Regions from separate parts of the Mus musculus genome. Here region 2 is linked to region 1. The links are chromatin loops, found by intact Hi-C in ENCODE. Cell type or tissue: heart. All regions are shown on one strand.

Region 1 (8,000 bases):
TGTGTGTGTGTGTGTGTGTGTGTGTGTGTGTGTGTGTGTGTAAACAGACCAGTTCCTGGAGTGGGTAGAGGCAGGGGAATGGGGGGAAGGGAACAGAATGGATGATAGAGAGGAAGAAAGGGTGGGGTGTGGAGCAGAGCAGGTGACTCAAACTCCTGGCAGGGGTCCAGTGCTTGGTGTGCTGTTTGCCCAAATAGGGGCTGTAAGAGGACACAACAACCGCTTGGGACCCAAAGCATTGAGGTGTGCAGGGGCATGTCAGGGGGACTTCTGTAAGTGGAGACACAGCTTTGACCTTCTTGGGGAGACCTGGAATGGAGGAGGGATTGAAGGTGATGTCCCTGCCCAGGGAGTTAGGGCAGTGTCCAGAACCCAGACCGGCCAGCAAGGCAGGCCTCTCAGCCCAACCCTCCTTTGAGAACCTGTCTGTTAGAGGCCTCTGGATGGGAGCTCTCCAGACCGGACCGTTCCTCCTCCTGCCTCTCTCTAAGTTCTTTTCGCACAGCAGAGGTGGAGAGGGAGGGAGGAGCCTGCTGTCCAGCAAGGATTGGCGCTTTCTCAGTGGTCTGCATCCCTAAGGGGATGACACTCCCCTGTCCTGGTAATGATGCTTCAAGGGGCACAGCACCTGCAGAGAGCGTATGCAGACAGGTGCTTACAATCCCTAAGGTCACAGAGGTGCTGCCGATGGAAGAGCTGTAAGAGGGGACCACCATCCTGCCTCTGAGCTCCAAGGCATGTGTAGATAGCTCTGCAGCTGCTGGCAAATCAGTTCTGCACACATACACACACACACACACACACACACACACACACACACACACACCACACACACACACACACTTCAGCTGGAAGAGACAGAGGAGGGCAGGCCTTGCATGATGGGTTAAGTATGATGTGGCTGGTGACTCGAGGCAGGGCCTTCTCTGGCGGTGATCTTCCTTCTGCTCTTAACGCTGGAGTTTTCTCCATTTTTCACTTTCCTCTTTCGTCAGACTCCACAGCAAGTCCAAATTCTGGTCAGCTGTAGTTTGGGGGACACCCAGGGTTAGGGAATGGGAAACGGGCATGCCTGAGGGAGCCAGCAGCCTGAGGCAGGGTCTGGCACCTGGGACTGGTTGGAGGCTTATGCAGAGGCTGGGGGTGGGACCTGCTCCACCACCCTGTTCTAGGCCAGGTAGTATCTCCAGCTACACAGCTGCCCACCCTGCATATGCTGCCCCGGGCCTGGGCTGGGCCCAGAAAGCCACTGAAACCAGGGCAGGTTGTGTGTGAGGTGCGCCTCTCTCTAGCAGGACAGTCTAAGCTTGTGGCCATTTCTGAGACCTTTCCCATGCTCCCTCTCCTGTCCCAGACTATAGTCTAGCTGGCCTTGAGGGACACCGACAGGGCATCCTAGAGCCTTGGCTTCCCCATCCCAGGTCTCCCGCCTCGCTCTGTCCGGCCTCCGCAACTGGACCACAGCAGCCTCGCCGAGTGCAGCGTTTGCTGCCCGCCACTTCCGGCCCTTCCTGCCCCCTCCAGGTCAGGAGCTGGGCCAGCCCTGGTGGATTATCCCCGGGGAGCTGAGCGTCTTCACGGGCTATTTGTCCAACAACCGCTTCTACCCACCACCGCCCAAGGGCAAGGAGGTAAGGACAGCACTGGGAGATGCAACTTCTGCCTGGAGCCACCTTGGGAGTGGCCATTTCTATCGGAACCTGGACCCAAGAACCAGGCATCCCTCCCCCTCAGTCTCCCTCTTGGGGCCTTCGGGTCCAGAGCTGACAAACCAGCTAGGATCTTACTGCCGCCCTAGGTCATCATCCATCGCCTGTTAAGCATGTTCCATCCACGCCCCTTCGTGAAGACCCGCTTTGCCCCTCAGGGCACCGTGGCCTGTCTGACTGCCATCAGCGATTCCTACTACACCGTGATGTTCCGGTGAGTGTCACTGTGCTTGAAGTGTAGGAGAAAGCCAAGCCAGAGACCCCCAACTTTACCACCTCCCTCCCTGTTGGGCTTCGGTTCTCTGAGCATCTGTTTCCTCCTCGGTGGGTCAGGGGAGTAGTAACTTCCTACAGATTTGGTGAGAGGTGTCTGGAACTTGCTTAGCCCTGAGCTGGAATTAGCTGGTGACCAGGATGGTGTCATTCACACACAGGGCCAGGGTATGAAATACACACACACACACACACACACACACACACACACACTCTGGAGAAGGATGGCAGAGAGGGTTGGGGCAAGGCTTCTAAGGAAGATGGCACAGAGCCTTTTAGAGGAGTGACATTGGTGGTATCTCCTGCTTTCTCCTTGACTCTGACCACACAGGAGTCTGGCCACGGCTCCCCGGGCTCTGGGAGAGACTGGGGAGGGATCCAGGCTTAGCAAACTCCATTCCCTACAGGATCCACGCGGAGTTTCAGCTCAGCGAGCCTCCTGACTTCCCCTTCTGGTTCTCGCCCGGCCAGTTCACCGGCCATATCATCTTATCCAAAGATGCTACACACATCCGTGACTTCAGGCTGTTTGTGCCCAATCACAGGTAGGAGCTAGCCCTGGCACAGCCTCAGCACCCTTCTCCTGTGTTCTGCTGCTGCTGCTGCTGCTGCTGCTGCTACTACTATTATCCCTGAGCTCAGAAATCAGGGGGCACATAAACTCTTCAGTCTCTGCCCTTCCCTCAATCCCCAGTGCCACCACTTGGTGACCAAGAAGAGGCAGCAGGAGACCGCTGAGCAGTCCTACCATCTTCTCAGATAATCTCCAGGCACTTGGCACTCCCTCCACCTCCACCTCAACACAGAGCCAAGGCCCTAGGGCCAAGCAAGCCAGCTGGGGTCTTTGCTATTGTCCCACTGCTGCTGTAGGTCCTCCCTAGACTCAGTTTCTCTTGTCCTCCTAGACATGGAACCTCACCTACTTGTGCCACCATGGAAGGTCAGCAGCTGGGCAGGGCCCATGGTAATCCAGGGAGGCTTCCCAGAGGAGGTGGCATCTAGTCAAAATCCTTGGGGAGGGAAGGAAATAATACATATATGGGCTTGAGAGAAGGCAGACATCATAGGGTCTTGGTGGGACTTCTGGGACAACTGTTACTCTAGTTATTTGTCTGTTCTGGGTCAGCCCCATCAGCAGATCTGGGGACAAGGGGTGGAGTGTTGGCGGGGGGTGGGGGGTGGGGGTAGGGAGGCAAGAGTCTTCCCTGATAGCAAGTAGACTTTAAGCAGGCCCATGGTGTCTTGTGCAAGAGCTGGAAGTCCTGAGGCCCCAATGCAAAATTTGTTCTTGGTAGCAGGGGGCTGTGTGGCTGTGAGCAAGGCCCTGGCCCTCTCTGGGCCTCAGTTTCCCCACTGTTCTGGTAGAAGACTGACTGTTTTACCCATGGATCAGGGGTAACAATAGTTGGGAGAGCCTGAACTTACTAGAGTGCTTTCTCTCCCTCTCTAGAGGGGCAGGGCAGAGACATGGTGTTCTACCTACCCCCTTCATGAGTTGAACCCAGTTCTGGGCAGAAGCTGGCACCAGTGTACCTGATTCAAGAACCAAATAACACAGAGGGTAGACGATTAGCCAGGATCTACTGCTTCTAGGACTGTCTAAGATTCAGGTCCCAGGGACACCTCTGAGGGTGTTCAGTCACTTTGCAGAGACTATTGCTTGGTGGTCCTGGGGCTCCCCCGTGTGGCAGACTTTCAGACTGCACTGAGCAAGCCAGACTTCTGAGCTCTGTGGGTGAGTCAGCCGGGAGGTCCTGGGCCTCAGCTCCAACCTGGGTCTTACTGCTGCCTCATCCTGTGTCCTGCAGCGGGGCACTGCCCCTGTCTCTGCCACAAAGGGTCAGGAGAAGTCTATGGGTCGTGCTATGAGAGCCCTGTGCACTATCCAGGCCTGGCCCAGGCTCTGCTGTCAAACTCCCTGTGTCTTCAGCTGCTTGCATTAAACAAGATGTCACCTGGGCTTTGATGGTGACGTTGTTTTACCCTGGCCATCCTCAGGTCCCTGAATGTGGACATGGAGTGGCTGTATGGGGCCAGTGAGACCAGCAACATGGAGGTGGACATTGGCTACGTCCCCCAGGTGAACACTCAGGTGCCCCCACCCAGATATGTCCAGCTGCAAGGCCTTGCCCTGAGCCCCGTCTCCCCACTTCTGCAGAGTAGAGCGTCCCTGGAGGTTTCTCAGGGCCCTTCTCTGAGACACCCCTCACCACTGACTTCCGGCCCAGATGGAGCTGGAGGCTGTGGGCCCCTCGGTGCCCTCTGTGATCCTAGATGAGGACGGCAACATGATTGACAGCCGCCTGCCCTCAGGAGAACCCCTCCAGTTTGTGTTTGAGGAGATCAAGTGGCATCAGGAGCTGAGCTGGGAAGAGGCTGCCCGGCGCCTGGAGGTGGCCATGTATCCCTTCAAGAAGGTGAGGCTGAACGTGAAGGCCAGAGCAAGACTCCTTGATGGAGGCCAAGGCTGAGAACTCTGGTCTAGTCATGCTACTGTGCTGGACCGTTGGGGCACAGCAGTCCCTTCTGCTCCTCTGAGCTTGGAGAAGGCTCACATGGCTCAGCTATGCCCCTTCACACACACACACACACACACACACACACACACACACACACATAAATACTTCACTGGCACAACCACAAACAGGGCCTCGGCCGCTCAGTAGCTTGTCTTGGTTTGACCACAGGTCAACTACCTGCCGTTCACGGAGGCCTTTGACAGAGCCAGAGCTGAGAAGAAACTTGTTCATTCCATCTTGCTGTGGGGGGCCCTGGACGACCAGTCCTGCTGAGGTGAGGGAAGCCCTGGTCAGCTCTAAGGGGAAGCGGGGGGTTTCATACCTATGGCTAGGTTACAAGAGGCTCTGGGACAAACAAGACTTGGAGCCATGAGGACTTGGGCCACTGAGGTCCCAGGGTCACTTGCAGTACTTGGGTGAGCCTAGAAGACAATGCCAAAGTGTAGGAAAAAGGCCAGGCAGATGTGTTCATGCTTGGCCATTTTAATTTAGTGACCTTGACCAAGCAACATCCTTGCCCTGAGTCTCAGTTTTCTCAACCATGAAGTGGGCAGAGCATACCAGTCGTGGTATCGGGTGTCATCATATCGTGTATTCTGTCAAGTAAAATCTACATGTGAGAGAGGAGACAGTACCAGAAGCTGGGCTTGGGTTTCTTATCCAGAATGACCGCCAAGGACCTTCTGGAAAGTTCTCTGAGTATCTAACAGTTAGCTCAAAGATGAGATAAGCAATGCCCCTGCCTTAATCTTGTCACCCAGCCAACATTATGGGTCCCTGCCGTAGCTACGCATTATCCCAGTGTGGTGTAGACACATGCAGGGCAGGTAACCCCAGGGCAGCGAGCTGTGTGCAAGGCAAAGTGGGGTAACAGAAGAGAAGCTGGGAGGCCTCTTGGAGAAAGTGACATTTAACCTAGGATGGTGAGAGGTGGCGTAGTGGTGTGTCACATGACAGGAGGAAGAGGGTTTGAGTGGAACGTGCCTGTGTAAAGGCCCTAGAGACAGAGAACGAAGTGGAATCAAGAATCTGCCACTGGGACTGGAGAGATGGCTCAGTGGTTAAGAGCACTGGCTGCTCTTCCAGAGAACGTGGGTTCAATTCCCACCGCCCACGTGGAAGCTCACCACTGTCTATGATTCCCAGTTCCAGAGGATCTGATGTCCTTATACAGCCACACATGCAGGCAAAACGCCGAGCACATTAAAAAAAAAAAAAAAAAAAAAAAAAAAAAAAAAAAAAAAAAAAACCTTTTTATTTAAAAGAAAATAGAAAGAAAAGAGAGAGAGAGAATCGGTCACTGTGACCAGGCCCTGGGCCACCCCCAGCTGCAGCTCGGCGTGCCAGTTTGTCCATGCTGATCCTACAACTTCCTCCTTCAGCATCTACTCCTTGAGAGTCTGTTCTTGGCTTTTCATTTGAGACAGGCTCTCAGTCTGTAGCTCAGGCTAGCCTATAACTCACTCACCATGTAGCCCAGGCTGGCCCTGAATTTGTGGTCAGCCTCCTGAGTGCTAGGATACAGGTGTGTGCCACCACTCCTAGCTTCTGTCTACTCTTTTAACCTGTTACTTCACCTGGGTGTGGAGACATTCCAAAACCCCACGGAATTTACCTAAGCTGAGGTCATTGCTGTAAAATCAGGGCTACTCACCCTTGGCCTTACCCTGAACAGGTTCCGGGCGGACTCTCCGGGAGACTGTCCTGGAAAGCCCGCCCATCCTCACTCTCCTCAATGAGAGCTTCATCAGTACCTGGTCCCTGGTAAAGGAGCTAGAAGACCTGCAGGTGAGCAAGGGATCAGGGGGAGCGGCCTGTGGGAGTCCCCACGACAGCACTGGGCCCAGATACCAGGAAGTATCATTGTCTCCACAGACCCAGCAGGAGAACCCACTCCACAGGCAGCTGGCAGGCCTGCACTTGGAGAAGTACAGCTTTCCTGTAGAGATGATGATCTGTCTGCCCAACGGCACTGTGGTAGGTCCCCAGCGACAGTGAACAGCGGGCAGGGACACAAGGGGTGGTCTCCATCCCTGGCACAGTGACCCTGAGCAGACTTCAGAGGTGCTTTGGGGAGGGTACAGCAAGGCTCTTAGTACAGCAACAGAGCCAGACATGTCCGTCGTCACCCCCCCCCCCCAGGGAACCTTGTCAGTTCAGTGGACAAAACATGGCCCAAGGGAAGGTCTCCCTGGACCACTTCAGCCAGGGAAAGAGGGTAGAGAGGAATAGATGGCCTGGCCTGAGCCAAGGGTCCCCTTCTCTCTGTGGGCTGCTTAGAGGGTCTGGCATCAGGTTGCAGAGGGTTTGAGTGGAACGTGCCTGCGTAAAGGCCCTAGAGACAGAGAACGAAGTGGAACCAAGAATCTGCCACTGGGACTGGAGAGATGGCTTTGGAAAACGTGCCCATTTTCAGACTGGTAGAGTCAGCTCCCACTCTGAATAGCTGCCCCATCTTCAGTGTCAGTTTTGCAGGAGTGGGAGGGCAGGGCTAGAGGAGGGGAGTGAGCTGACCAGCCCTTAGTACGTGGTAGCCAGGAGTGGGAGCTGGGGCTGGATGGGAGAGGAAACAGTGAACTTGAAGCTTCTGCTGGCCCAAGCTCTGGTGAGAAAATTCTTGGAGGTATTAGGGAGTCAGGGAGGAAAGGCCCAGGTTACTGGTTCCTACCCTGGGAGCTGATGAAAAATGGAATGACCTAACCTGGGCATCTCTAGGCAGTACATCCTCAGTGTGATTGCCTGAAGCTGGTGGAGGCGGAGCTGACCTGGTTACATGTGGCCTGTGGCCTCCCCAGTTCTCTTCACCAAGTCCTTCCTCTAGGTCCACCACATCAATGCCAACTACTTCCTTGACATCACCTCCATGAAGCCTGAAGACATGGAGAATAATAACGTCTTCAGCTTCTCATCCAGCTTTGAGGACCCGTCCACAGCTACCTACATGCAGTTCCTGAGGGAAGGACTCCGGCGGGGCCTGCCCCTCCTCCAGCCCTAGTCCTAGAGGACCTGGACCTGGTAAAAAGCCAGCAGACAGAATCCACGCGCCTTGGAGCCACGGTGCCCGGAGTCTGTTTCAAACTGGAAGTGGTCCCTACCTCATCCCCAGGCTGCCTAGAGAGGTCCAGGGTCATCTGAGGCTGTCACTTTCATAAATCCTGAGGGATGGTGGCCAGATGAGGGGGCCTGTCTGCCCGGTCATGTGACTGAGCTTAATCCGGCTACCACTAGCAGCCCATCTGGCTCCAAGAGCTTCTTCGAGTCCCCCCAAAAGGGGTCTGGGGAGACCTCCCTGGACCACACAGTGTAGTTCAGGACCTCGGTGTGAATAGGGAGTGGACTGGAAAGGTCCCTTCTTTCTAGGCTCCCCTTTCAAGCCAAAGGAATTAAAAGAGCTGGGCTCGGGGCCAAGCTGCCAGCGCTATGCCTGCTTGGAGCCTTCTATGCTGGCCATCCCTAGGTAGCCTTCTGTGCACAGTGCTCCCAGCTAGGGTCATTGTCA
Region 2 (8,000 bases), 260 kb before region 1:
TCCTGCCTTTTTAACATCCCTGGTGGACACAGCGAGGTAGATTCTTCCTCTGGGGCTGCAGTGGCGGCCAGTTTGTTTTCAGCTCATCTCAGCCCCAGGTCGGATGGCTGCACTCATGGCACCGGGCAGGGACCAGGCACAGGGTTAGAGCAGTGCACATCCAGGAGCTCCGGCTGTTTGGCGTCCATCCTCATCCACCTCCCCACACCCATTCTCTGGCATCGAAGCCAGAGCATCTTCTCTCCTGCGCAGCCTGCCTGCCTGAGGAGGGGAATCTGGAGAGCAAGTTCTCTTCACATCACTTTGCCCTCTCCTGCTTTCTAGAGTCTACTTTGGCTTCTTAGTGACCGATGCCCTGTTAATTTTCCACTGCTGTGGGTGCTTAACCAAGCCTCCAGGGCGGGCCCTCCCACCACAGTCCCACTGTCGCCCCTGCACGCTTGTGTGGAGCTTTGTCTGTTTTCATCTGAGAACCAGCCAGCGGCCTCTGTTGGCCCGTGCTCTCCCATCTTGCCGTTACTACAATTGATGTCGGCTTGAGTTTCTAGAGAATTCTTCTGCTCTTGGCATCTTGCCTTCTCTCCTTGTTTCCTGTCCAGATAGGCATCTGAATCTTGGCCATTAAGGTTTGTAGGCACACCACCCTGAACTACCATAAGCAGGGTTCCCCACCTCCCCCGAAGGAGTGACTCTTCTGCCCACGGTGCTCTCGCTGGAGTGGTCTTCACTGCAGTAATTACCAGTTGTCTTGTCTGCTTTTCCTAAAGTGGCCCGATGTCCTAGGATTTCTGATTTATTACATGTCATAAAGCGATGCTTGCCATTCTAGAGGGTTTGGTATTTACAGGATGGCCTGAGCGTGTTGTCACTGGCCGGGAACCCTCTTGGTTGACATCCTCCAAGTGACTGCTCCATGTCTCTCTCATGGCAATCCTTCCGAGAGAGCCTAAAAGTAAGCAAGAATGGTTGCTGTTGCTCAAACCTGTGGGGAGGGGCTATCCTTTACCCGTCACCCCCTTGCCCCATGCCACCCAGGACAGCTGACATCTGCTTGCCGCCTGTGACCCAGTGCTGAGGAGGATGGCAGGTCCAAGGCCCACGGTGAGTTTGAGGCCAACTGTATTGTAAAAGCCTGGTTCAAAGAAAAAAAGGATTCGGAATCCATTATGCTCAGAAACTAAGGGAGACATAACCCAGGTTGCCCCAGAGGTGAACTAGTTAAAGTTTATTCAGGATGAACTGGGGGAAGGATGGGAACCAGGCTCACTCATGATTAAGGGTCTTAGACCTGAAGGGCCTGGCTGTCTGGGGCTGTGGGGAGTGCTCCTCTGGTCCTCTCCTCACTGTCTGCTTTTAATCCCTGACCCTGTGTGTGTGTCTGTGTATGCACTTGCACATACGTGCACCTGAAAGCCTGAAGTTGAGGCCCTCAATCCCTTCACCTTATCAAGGAAGAGTCAATAACTCGCTATGGCTAGAGCCAGCTTCCTCTGGGTTCTTCCCTGTGCTTGCCTCCAGGGCCTGAAACTGAAGGTGTGCACGTGGTCCTTGTGTGGCTTCTGAGGACCCCCAGCTCCTGTTCTGAGGTTTGTATCGTAATTAACCACTTAGCCATCCCTAGCCCTCAAGCACTTGCCAAGGAAAGCCACCCCTGTTGTTCTGTGGTCCACCAGGAGCCCTGTGGTCTGGCCACGCGTACCACATGGTAGGCATCAGCCCCCAGCTCTGCCATCAGCCCTGAGGGGTGTTGCTTCTTGAATCTGTGACAAAATTCAGAGCGCTTGGACTCTCCAGGGCCTCCCTGCAAGGTCTGACCTGCAAGGAGTCGCTCTAAGACAGGCCCGACAGCTGTACGTGTGACATGGACTTCGATGTGCCCAGCAGCTGTGGGCCTCACTCACAGCCTCCGTGGCCCAGGCCCTCACGCTCATCTGACCCTGCATTTTAATAAGGTCACCTGCGGAGCCCTATCCTGAGTGACAGCCCCAAGCCCCTCTTTAGGCTTTTGGGATTTTAGAATGAAGAGCTTAGCTGCTGAGGGCTGAAGGAGGTGAAGATCTCTAAACCCTACTTCTTGTTTTGAGATAAGTCTCACCATGTAGCTCTTGACTGGCCCATGGAACTGGCTATGTAGACCAAAGTGGAATACAAGAGATCCTGCCTCTGTCTCTCTCCATGTCTGTCCCCTCCCTCCCTCCCTCCAGCTGGAAGCCCAGGCTAGGAGGATGGAGTCTCCTTTGCTGCCCAGCAATGGCTGATCAAAGCAGGTCAGCATCATCACCCAGGGACCCAGGGCAGGTAAACGCCCAAGCGAGGGACCTGAAGTGTGTGTGTCGTCCTATTGGAGCATCTTGAAACAGTGCCATACTGCAGGGTTTTAGACGAGTCTAAACAGACTGCCTCCAGGACAGGCAGAGAGCAGAAGGAGCCTATTCACCATGTCTCCCATCTGCCTGTCTGCTTTCCTGTGTTTCTTGTCAGATTTCCCCCACAAGTGTCTGCTTGTTTTAGCAAGGCGCGAAGATTCCTTCAACAGCCCGGTGCTCGGAGAACAAGTTAGGCTTTTTCTGGTCCTTCCTCCAGGAAGGATTCTGGCTGACACAGTCCAACAATCTTAGTTCTCCCAAGGGTACCATGCTCTTCTTGCCTCCTTCCTTCCTTGGCTGGCTCTGAACAGCTCTGCCTTCTCCCGTCTCAGCTCCTCTGCCCTTGCTCGCTGTTCAAGCTCAGTCCTCCTTGGGCTGGGCTCTCTAGAGCCTGGAGTTGCTCTCTGTAGTACTTCTCGAAAGCATCTAAGGCTTACCTGTGCAAGAAGTCAAGATGAGCATTGTCAAAAATAATTTAAAAAAATAAAATTAAATTAAAAAAAAAAAGATGAGCATCTTCTGGAAGCTGCTCTGTCCTCGTTCTTAGCAGTGCAGTCTGGATACAGTGGAGATAACGGGGATGTGGAACTGAGGGTGGCAGGACCTTTAGTGAGTTTGACCTGAAACCTGTAGTTACGTTTTATTTCCTTTCACGTTTATTTCCTGGGATGGGGCTGAAGGAGGTGAGTCACAGCAGATGTGTAGATGTCAGAGTGGGCTCCTGTAGGTACCAGGTTTGGCTACAGGCTCTTTACCTGTGACACCATGGCTGGACCCTAAACCTGCACTAGTCCTTCGGTTCCCCTCTCCAGCCCCAACTGAATCTGAGAACCTCTGAGAGCCACTGACCTGAACCGCTGCCTGAAGCCATGTCCACCAGCTGCCAGCAGAGGGCGCAGGCTATCTCAGCCCTGGCTACTCCCCACCCGCCAGCTCAGCTGGGCATGGGAGGCTCTTCCCTAAAGACTTTGCTACAGAGTCTGTCACTGACAAACACCAAGTCACCTCCTAGGGGTGCTGAGTGGCCAGGTACTGGATAGATGCAGCTTACTAGTGAGGAAGGCTTCCCTGGCTTCCCTCCCACTGGTATATATCCCCAAATTTCCAACAGTAAACCTGATTACTTTCATAATAAATGAATTTTAAAACAGTTTAAATGTAATTGAAAGACAAATCAAGGGAAGAAAAGAAGGAAGGAGAGTGGTGAAATGATTCAGGGGGTGAAAGTGCTTGCTATGTAAGCCTTCAGGACCTGACCTTGATCCCCAAATTCCATGACAGAAGCAGAAAACTGACTACGGAGCATTGACCTCTGACCACCATGCCTGCCTTGGCGCCTTTGCACTTTTGGTCACATGCACAATAATAGGAGGAGGGGAAGAGGGAGGAGAGGGAGGAGAAGGGAGGAGAGGGAGGAGAAGGGAGAAGAGGGAGGAGAAGGGAGAAGAGGGAGGAGAAGGAAGAAGAGGGAGGGGGAGAACGACTCAGAAAGGAGCTATGCAGCCTAAGGGAAGTCCCTCTAGCACTTACCCCCAGCTGTTAGTTCTCCTGGGGTGTCTGCCTGAGGGAGAAAGTTAGTGGGGTCACAGTCGTCCGAGTGCTCAAGGTAGCTGAGGGTTTGTCTTGTCACCTCAGCAGTGCACTGTCCCCAGAGTTGGAGTTCAGAGTGTTTGGGTTCAGACTGCCCAAGGACAGTGATCCACTCGTTCACACATGGCTGTTCTGAAATGCTAGGAACATCCACAGCCGAGTGGCGGGGAGTAGGCCAAGGTATTTAACCTCAGAGGTGCCCCCCTCTGCTCCCGTGGCTGTGGACATACTGTTTGAGTTGCATAGAATCTCAGACATTTAAAATTGGGAGAGCCAGGTGATGCGGGTGATGGTGGCAAGTGCCTTTAATCTCAGCACTTGGAAGGCAGAGGTAGGCAGAGCTCTGTGAGTTCGAGGACAGCCTGGTTGACAGAGCAGGTTCCACGACAGCTGGGGCTACACAGAGAAACCCTGCCTTGAAATGAGAGAGAGAGAGAGAGAGAGAGAGAGAGAGAGAGAGCAAGTTCTATCAATCATCTATCATTTATCTGTCAACTATGTATTTATCTATTGATTATCATCTGTCTGTCTATCTATCTGTAATCCATTTAGAGATAGTATCTTGCTATGTAGCGTCCAGGCTGGCCTTGAACTCTGTTACCCACCGCTTTGGCATCTCAACAGCTGGGATGACAGACAGGCTTGAGCTCCCATGCCTGATACATTTGTTTTTGAAACTGTGTCTCTGTGTAGAGCAGGCTAGCCACAATCCCCATCCCTTCTGCCTCTGAGTGCTGCTACTGTGGGCTCTTGGACCATACCTGGCCAAGGATTTGGAGTGTCTGTTCAAACACCTGCATACCCAGCCCACTTCTGTACTCCCTGCAGGCCCTGGGAGAGGCGGGGCCGTGGCTCCCACTCTGCCTGCTTGGTGGATTACCTAGGGCCTGGTATCATGCCCTTTTCTACCAACCTGACATCTGGGCTGAATTGAGCTGTGTGGTTTTTGGCAGCAGGGTTGGAAAACGGACTAGAGGACAGGGCTTGAGAGCGACCTTCTGTCCCGGTGACTTGGGGCCTCAGAGGAAATAAATTCTGGTGGCTGGAGCTGGAGAAGTTGGAGCTAGACTCGGTCTCTCACTTCCCCCAGTCACTGAGCTTCTCTCTAGGCCCCAGCCTCCATTTCTCTCAGTCACATCTCTTACAGTGATGTTTACCAATGTCACCTAGCCCAAGAAGGTCCGTGAACATCACCTGCATTGGTGATTTGTAGGCTTCATCGACTGAGGCTTGCTCTCCTTTGCTGTCTTGCCCAAGCTGGCCTCAAATTCCTGGGTTCAAGTGGTCCTCTGGCCTCAAGCTTCTGACATAGCTGGGACCACAGGCATGCACCACCATAACTGGCTTTATCTCAGGTTTTCCGATAATAAACCATAGGATCTGTGGCCAGGAGAAGCTCAAAGGGGACAGAGGCAGAGCAAGCACTGTGCTGTCAGGAAAGGTGAGGAAGCCAGCCAGAGAGAGAAAGCAGCCAGCCAGCAGGGCAGTTGGCTGGCAGGAGCTGCCCCTGCCATGAGTCTGTGTGTTCTGGGCTGGTGAGAGTCAGAGCTGCCTCTGAGGCCCAGGTGGATGGGCATGGCTCCCCACAGGGACCACGGGCTCCCTCACCATCAGGCAGGGATAATAACTCCGTCCCTCCTTGCTGTGGCCTGTACTAAGTTGTGGCCAAGAGCAGAAGTGTCAAATATATCTGGAACTCAGCCTCCTGCTTTCTACAAGAACAGTTGTCCTGGTTAAGAAGAGGGACAGCTGGGGGAAGTCAAAGCCAGCCCTCAGGTCTGGTGGTGACACAGGACTGTCTTCCTGTGTCAGTCAGGAAAATCTAGGGCTGCTTGTTACTACAGCCAAAAGGACTTACACAGAGAAAGTGCCTGCTCAGGTCCCCTGTGGCCGAACTCCAGGCTAGAGATCAGGAACCTAGGAAGGAGATTCAGGACCTTGCCAAGGTCCAAATATGCATGTCTCTGCCTAGTTCCTATGTTGACATCCCAGCCCCCAAGTGATGGCACTGGGAGGCGCGTTCAGCAAGTGATTAACTCTGGAGCCACGCCCTTTTCTCAGGACAGCATAGAGGGAGACTGCTCTAACCAGTTACCACATCTGAGATGTTTTCCTCCTGAACTTACCACGTGTCAGACAGTTGGGGGGAGGGGGGACACCCAAACACTTCAGTTTCCTGGAGGGGACAGTCTAAAGCATACAGAGACTAGGAGCTTTTACAAAAAAAAAAGAGGACCTCTCCCAGGCAGGCTGGGGGTGGGGTGGGGGTTCATGATCCCAGCTACTCAGAGGCTGGGGGTGGGGGGGCGGGAGATGCCATCTCAAGGCCCCAGTGGGCTACAGAAGTGAGTTCTCAGGCAGCCCAGGCAACTTAGAGGGGGCAGGTGACTCAGATTAAAAAGGGAAGGGAGCTGGGGATCTAAGCCCAGTGGCAGAGCATTTGCCTAGCATGTGTGAGCGCTGCTTCAATCCTTAGCTGCAACAAGAGCAGACCACTCTTACATATGTGCTAATATGTGCTTACATATGTGCTTACATATGTGCTTACATATGTGCTAATATGTGCTAATGGTTCCCCACAGGCATAAAGCCCGCTGTGCAGAGGCCGTGTCCGGTGGGAGGGATGGGGAAGAAAGTGGCAGGAGCTACCTCCCCAGCTCCTGTAACGAAGTGAGGGGCAGATGCTGCCTGCCAGGTTGTCAGCAAAGATGAGTTACCAGGTATTGACCATGCTCAGGAAGAGGAAGACAGATGTTACCTCAAGTTGTGGGCTGGAGAGATGGCCCAGTGGTTAGAGCACTGGTTGCCCTTCCAGGGGACCCAAGGCTCATTCTCAGCCTCTGTGACTCCACTGCAGGGGCTCTGTTGCTCTCTTCTGGCTTCCATGGGCACTGTCACATACACAGCACAGCACACAGACACAGCACACACACACACATAGCACACACATACACACACAGCACACACACACACACAGAGCACAGCACAGCACAGCACACACAGACACATAGCACACACATACACACACACACATACACAGCACAGCACACACACAGCACAGCACACACACACACACATACACACACACAGCACACACACACACACACACAGCACACACACACACACACACACACATACACAGCACACACACACAGCACAGCACACACACACACACATACACACACACACAGCACACACACACACAGAGCACAGCACAGCACAGCACACACACACACACAGCACACACATACACACACAGAACACACACACACACAGAGCACAGCACACACACACATACACAGCACAGCACACACACACACATAGCACACACATACACACACAGCACACACACACACAGCACACACACACAGAGAACAGCACACACACACACACACCTACACAGCACAGCACAGCACACACACACACCTACACAGCACAGTACAGCACACACACACACATACACAGCACAGCACACACACACACACACACACAGCACACACACACACACACACACACATAATGAGGTAAATATTTTTCACTTTTTAAAAAAAAAATTATGTATGAGTGCTCTATCTGCATGTACACCTGCATGCCAGAAGAGGGCATCAGATCCCATTATAGATGGTTGTGAGCCACCATGTGGTTGCTGATAATTGAACTCAGGAGCCCTGGAAGAGCAGACAGTGCTCTCAAATGCTGAGCCATCTCTCCAACCCATATTTTTCACTCTTAAAAAAACTTTTATTGGGGTTGGTGAGATGGCTCAGTGGTTAAGAGCATTGGCTGCTCTTCCAGAGGTCCTGAGTTCAATTCCCAGCAACCACATGGTGGCTCACAACCATCTGTAATGGGATTTGATGCCCTCTTCTGGTGTGTCTGAAGACAGCTACAGTGTACTCATATACACAGGATAAATAAATCCTTTAAAAAAAAAAAACTCACTTTTACCAGGCATGGTGGCACATGCCTTTAATCCCAACACTTGGGAGGCAGAGGCAGGCAGATTTCTGAGTTTGAGGCCAGCCTGGTCTACAAAGTGAGTTC

Evidence for each region. A loop is a pair of places that touch in the nucleus more often than their neighbours do. Peaks named below come from ENCODE experiments on the same cell type or tissue, not always from the same donor. Only the 100,000 strongest peaks of a DNase experiment are listed, where the experiment ranks them.
Region 2: it touches region 1 in a loop (6-fold over the local background); 24 of 42 quality-filtered maps call a loop at or near these places.

What each region holds. Positions count from the first base shown.
Region 1 is chr4:134,539,112-134,547,111 of GRCm38, reverse strand. It overlaps Selenon (selenoprotein N), which reads left to right. Exons shown (of 12, transcript NM_029100.2): 4 at 1,422-1,631; 5 at 1,799-1,923; 6 at 2,390-2,527; 7 at 3,981-4,062; 8 at 4,211-4,399; 9 at 4,670-4,775; 10 at 6,177-6,289; 11 at 6,377-6,478; 12 at 7,323-8,000. The coding sequence ends at 7,496. Among named protein-coding and RNA genes, the nearest start is that of Mtfr1l, 7.7 kb to the right of the region's middle. In heart, no CTCF peak of the experiment used is centred here; DNase peaks (open chromatin) are centred at 194 and 3,671; H3K27ac peaks cover 422 bases.
Region 2 is chr4:134,794,753-134,802,752 of GRCm38, reverse strand. No RefSeq gene overlaps it. Among named protein-coding and RNA genes, the nearest start is that of Ldlrap1, 31 kb to the right of the region's middle. In heart, a CTCF peak has its summit at 7,559 (motif pointing right); DNase peaks (open chromatin) are centred at 3,272 and 4,897; H3K27ac peaks cover 831 bases.